2 separate regions of the Homo sapiens genome follow, and region 1 is linked to region 2. A link is a loop called in an ENCODE intact Hi-C map of the cell type or tissue named here. Cell type or tissue: Calu3. All regions are shown on one strand. Links, peaks and the distances in the headings refer to the core of each region. The heading gives the core; the rest is flanking DNA.

Region 1 (2,921 bases), core at 98-2,597, 63 kb before region 2:
GAGGAAAAGTCAGTCACATTCTTACTACTTTAATATGATCACAGTCTTGTGTAGTCTGTTAAGATTTATAAAGTTACTTTTTAAATGTTAGCTGAATACATGAAATATTTACAGATGAAATGATATGTTGCTAGGGATTTGCTTCAAAATAATCTGAAATTGTTTGAAATTTGCTATAACTTAAGTTTAAAAAGATAGCTCAACTTTTATTATGTTATATTAACAATAAAGTATTTCAAGTTAAAAGAGAAATGGAAAGAGTTCTCTTGCTTTCAAATGTTCTTTTAGAGCCTCTTAATTAATTGTTGAATACTGTAAATAAGTTTGTATTTTATGTGTTTAATATGTGAATCACTGAGCCGTACAATACTTGTAGAGCTAGCAGCTCTCAACTGCAGAGTCTGGATGTATATCAGTTGTGAGTTCTGCTTCAAAAATTTTGCCTATTAGTTAATAGATAAGTATAGAATTACGGTAATTCAGTTTTCCCTATTGTGAATTTGAGCGGCTATCTCTGTAATAATGGTATTTTCACTCACCCTTATTTTCAATCCTATGGGTTTTCTTGAGTAGGAAAGAAACTGAAATTACTTAGAACCCTGGGTATAGGGAAGAGTGTATACTCCGTTAGTGTTGTCTGTTAGATGTGTCTGATGATGCCGATAAACATTTTGCTGTAGGGTATCCAGAATAGTAATATTCCTGAGTAAATGCTAAGTAATTATAACTATAATGATAATTAAATAACTAAAATAGTAAAAATTTTAGTATTATAAATTTTAAATAGAGTTATAGAAGAATTTTTAATAATATGGGAAGGTGTACATAATATTTAAGTAGGAAATACAGGATACAAAATTGTGTATTGTGTGATTGTGTACAACACAAACATATACATATATATTCAAAGGACAAAGATGTTAAGAAATTGCACCAGAGTATTGAGAGAGGTTTCTTATGAATGATAAGATTATGAGTAATTTCACTTTTTCATGTTTTGTAATTTTTTTTACAGATAGAATGTATTCCCTTATAATCAGAAAAATATAAGCATTGTTTTAAAAGTTGGATATAAAATATACTTTCATACTTCCAAACATATTGTAGAAGGGTTGGGGAGGGAAAACCTCTGGCTAATTAGATATTCTGAAAGAAAAAAAATGATGTTCTGAAAATGGCCAGTGCAGCTGAACAAGTAGGATTTTTTTTTGTGGTGGTGGTGGTGGTGGTGGTGGTGGTGGTGGTGGTGGTGGTGGTGGTTCTTCCTCGCTGCCACCACTTTCCAAGAGAGCTCTGTTTTGGGTCTAGCTTCCTGAACTGATTAATGGCAGACTTCTCTAGGACATTTCTTTATAGAGGTATTTGAGGGCTCTGTGAATGTGAGATTTCCCTTAAGTCTCTAGTTAATAATTAGCACTGAGTATACCACCAATTGATATAAAGGCTTTTTTCACCCACTGGTGGGGGATTTGTTTTGGAGCTTGACATTTCTGTATACTAGCTACTGAACTGAGATAAGAAAGGAGTGCAGTGTCTTCAGGGCCTCGTTAAAAATCAGATCCACAGCCTGAGCCAGTGAAGCTCTGGATTTATAGAAGTGATGCCTTAGCATCCATTCTCATTTGTACCCTCTGCCCTTGCGTCTGTTTACAAGAAAAATCTGTAACTACCAGTAAATTTAATACTCATACGTCCCTACGGAGTTTTGTTAAATTAAAATATAAGTAATTTCCTTGGTCTGTGAAATCTGATAGTATTGTTTTGTTTGTACAGGAAATAGCACAAATGTTTGTCAGAGTTGGAATGTGTGAACAAGCAGTGACTGCATTTTTGAAATGTAGTCAACCAAAGGCAGCAGTAGATACCTGCGTACATCTCAACCAAGTAGGAACTGAAACTTTCTGTCTGTGCAGCTTATTGTCTTAGGAATTTTTAAGTCAAAGCAAGGTTAAAGTCACCCTAGTGATCTTTTAAAGATTATTGCCAATGTAAGGGTTGGAGAGCCTGACGTGAATTTTATGAAAGGAGCCAGGCGGGTATTCTCTTAATTGAGGATGAAGAAAGTTGCACTTACCTCTTAAAGTGCTACCATGAGGGGTGACCCACTTATAACCAGCTCAGTATGGGAGCATGAACAAACCTTGTGCTTTTAGTCTGGCAAGTTTTTGTCTGGAAGTAATTTCATAATTTTCTGCATTTTGTTAGGGTTGGGTTTTGTTTCCAAAGAAGGACCAGTTAATGGTTGGTCATTGCCTGAGGAAGGAATTGAGTTACTTTATCAATATTTATTTTGGCAAATCTGTTTTCCTTTTCCTTTATAGAAAACATACATTTGATATTTTTAAGAGCTGAAATTAAACTAAAAGTACAGCGTTATTATAGAAACTATTGACTATTAATGTATTCTTTTAATATTTTTCTTATTTTTTAAAACCCCTTTTGCTTTATAAAAATAATTTTTAAATGTCAAATCTGATAGGACATTTTCACAACTGAAATTGCATATTTTGTTTTACTATAACATATAAACAAGTGTATCTTTCTTGCTTGAAGTTTTGTAAGATTAGAATTACAAGATTAATATGATTATAAACTTTGAAACTTTCATTTTCACATGTATTTCTTAAGCAAATCAGAGTCTTAGAGATCATTTAATCATTTTGACTTATGCTTATAGGACTTATGTTGCTGTGATTTTAAATGCTATTTTTAAAACATACCAGTTTTTAATTTTGAAATAGTGTTTTTACTATAAACTTAAAGCTTTCTTGTGTGAATTTTATGATATATGTGACTGTAAATACTTGGGTGACTGAATGGTGTAATTTTTCTCCTAGTGGAACAAAGCTGTTGAATTGGCTAAAAATCATAGTATGAAAGAAATTGGATCTCTGTTAGCTAGGTATGCATCTCATTTACTG
Region 2 (2,921 bases), core at 95-2,594:
CACTGTCCCTCCACCACCTGGCTCGGTGTGAGCAGGGCTCAGCAGAGAGGACCGGCAGAAGAGGCTCCCAGTTGGAGGCAAGACTGGCAAAGACAGGGGTACCTCCCCAGGTAGGCAAGATGAGACAGGTGGGGCTCCTGTCTCTAGGATCTCAATAGGCTGCAGGGAATTTGAAGGCTGTGATGTTGCTTGCAGGCTACCTGCACACTGTATGGGAGAGTGGTAGGCAGGTCCATGTGGGCTGGCCAGGGATTGCTTGGTCAGTCCTCAGTCCTACCATGGGGAGTGCATCCAGCCAATGCTGACATCCATTGCTCAGGGTCCTGGGCTTCAGAAACCATGGGCAATTTGATCCTCACAGACACCTGCCAACAAGCAAGCTCTTCATGCAGCTCTGTCTCCTGACTCCCCTCCCCTCCTCCAGTTACAAGTGTCTTAGCCTCTCCTTTGGGATCCCTACACCACATGGCTGTAAATGCAGATTCCCAGGACCTGACCCAGCAGATACCCACACAGGTCCAGTTACATCTCCTGGAGCAGGGATGCAGCCTAAGGGTCACGTCATTCATAGGAATGGCCTTTCTTGTTGGGACCTAGGTTCTCATGAGATATCCTAAGGGCCGAGGGCCTGGTTGGGGCACCAGCTTTGATGCTACTTCTGAGCCCAAGGCAACAGCAATGAGCCACGTGGTTGGATGATGACTGTGTACAGCCCACCTACCTTTAGGCCTCTGTTCCTTACCTGCCAACCTAAATCAAGATTTGAAGTTGTATTTTTAATTGACTCATAATAACTGTACATATTTATGGGATACAGTGTGATGTTTACAATGTGTAATGATCCAATCGGGGTAATGCGTATCCATCACCTCAAACCTTTATCATTTCTTTGTGGTAAGAGCATTCAAAATCCTCTTATAAATATACAATATAAATTATAAATATGATAAATATACAATATACTATTGTTAACCATAGTCACCCTACTGTACAATAGAACATTAAAACTTATTCCTCCTAACTGGAATTTTGTACCTTTTAACCTATCTCTCCTACACTTCCCAGCTACCTGGAACCACTATTCTATAGTCTCTACTTCTGAGATCAGCTTTTTCAGATTCCACAAATGAGTGGGGTCACGTGGTATTTGTCTTTCCGTGCCCGGCTTGTTTCACTTAACATAATGACCTCCAGGTTCATCCACGTTGCTGCAAGGGACAGGATTTCATTTTTTAAAAGTGGCTGAATGGTATTCCTGTGTGTGTGTGTGTGTGTGTGTGTGTGTATCTAATCTATTTCACATTTTATCCATTCATCCAACTGAGGGACTGAGAGGGACTTAGGTGGATTCTATATCATTGTGAATAGTGCTGCAATGACCATAGGAGTGCAGAGATCGCTGACATTCTGATTTCCTTTCAACTTAATCAAATCTTGTTTCCCGAAAAGGGTCTATTTCATGGCTGATAAGGCTTAAGTACTAAGGGACTTGGTTCCATGAAAATATCAAGTGTGGCCTCACTTCATAGAACGAAGGAGGTAGTTTCGGCCCCAGGAGACCCAGCATTCTGGCTGGGGTTACCTGTGCTCACCTCCATGTAGTTCCCTTCAGAGAATCTTCCTCGAGGCCCATGTGAAATAGGGACAGGACATGGTATAGTTGTAGGTGGTTTCTTCACCAGCTTCCATGAACCCAGACACCTCGATGTTCACACTGAGGGAAAACCATCTATTATCCTGGAAGAAGGGCAAGAAAGCACCGAAGTCCCAGGGAAGATGAGGCAAGAATCAAATAGGGAGGTTTGGCCCAGTCCCACCTGGCTCAGTGGGACTGAGGTACGGGTCTCTTGTTAGTAGACAGACGGCTGGAGGTGTGCAGGGAAGGGAGCATGATGAAATAGAGCAGGTAGAGATGCACAGAAGAGACTTAGGATTTAGTGATCTGACACTAATCTCACCTCTGTTCTGTTGAAGTGCTCCTGCTAGCTCCCTATACCTTTGAACCCCTAAATCCAGGCATAGCTGGGGCCCCAGTCTCCCCGTCCACCTTGCTGACATCGTAGCCAGGTTAAACCCTGCTATCCCACGAGTCTCCTTCTGATTGCTCTCATCTGCAGTTCTACCCCATGCCTCATCTGAGCGCAAGGTGCCTGCATGCGGCTTCCTCTAAACTCCTACAGCTTTGGGCCTCCTGCCACACTCTGGCAGTTCCCAGCTGTCAGTTACAGCCACCTGGAAATGCTCTTTTTTTTTTTTTTTTTGGTCCACCTTACAAAGGTGATCTATTCATTAGAGGTCAATCCTGGCAAGGCAAAGATGGAACTGTGGTCTCTGTTCTTAGACACAAGAGGACTCTGCAGCTGTGAAGACAGCCTGTGCCAGGCGGAAGCGATCTGCATCCAGGAGGGGATGCTGGATTCCCCAAATGTCCTCAGTGCTGAGGGCAGGGCCAGATTTCTTCCATATGAATCTTGGACACCTGTTTCCTGGGCAATTGAACAAGGGCATCTCAGAAGCTTGCTCACCTGGTTGACCACATGACAGGCCAGTACAGAGGCCCTGAAGGTTTCCCCAGGCGTCTTCAGACAACACGTAGCCACAGCGTGGGGCCACGGGAGGTGCGGCAGCTGGGCATCCAGGGGTCTGCAGTGGAAGGAGTATGGTCACCTGCCAGCCTGGAGGAGCCTGGGGGTCCTCAGAGTCCCTGGCACCAGAATCACTTAAGGCAACGCTGAGGGCTGGTCCCAGGGAAGCAGACCCAGGGCGTCTCATAGCGGGTGGGGACAGGCAGATGGGTGGGAGAACCGATGCTGGGCGGCAGGCTGTGGGGGGCAGCTGCGCGATTCTGTATCCTTGCTGGACCCCAGGCAGGCCAGTCTTTCTGGGTTGGGCGGGCTAGCAGGGAACCTGGGTGGGCTGGG

The links. A loop is a pair of places that touch in the nucleus more often than their neighbours do. Peaks named below come from ENCODE experiments on the same cell type or tissue, not always from the same donor. Only the 100,000 strongest peaks of a DNase experiment are listed, where the experiment ranks them.
Region 1: a loop joins it to region 2, with 15 times the contacts of the local background. A loop is called at or near these places in 2 of 110 quality-filtered maps.

Annotation. Positions count from the first base shown.
Region 1 is chr2:19,932,364-19,935,284 of GRCh38, reverse strand. It overlaps WDR35 (WD repeat domain 35), which reads left to right. Exons shown (of 27, transcript NM_020779.4): 22 at 1,774-1,884; 23 at 2,838-2,921. Among named protein-coding and RNA genes, the nearest start is that of TTC32, 32 kb to the right of the region's middle. RefSeq lists an enhancer at 1,758-1,807. In Calu3, for the core only: no CTCF peak of the experiment used is centred there; a DNase peak (open chromatin) is centred at 1,504.
Region 2 is chr2:19,869,218-19,872,138 of GRCh38, reverse strand. It overlaps LINC00954 (long intergenic non-protein coding RNA 954), which reads right to left. Exons shown (of 10, transcript NR_033875.1): 2 at 2,526-2,643; 3 at 1,593-1,737. Among named protein-coding and RNA genes, the nearest start is that of LINC00954, 1.8 kb to the right of the region's middle. In Calu3, for the core only: no CTCF peak of the experiment used is centred there; no DNase peak of the experiment used is centred there.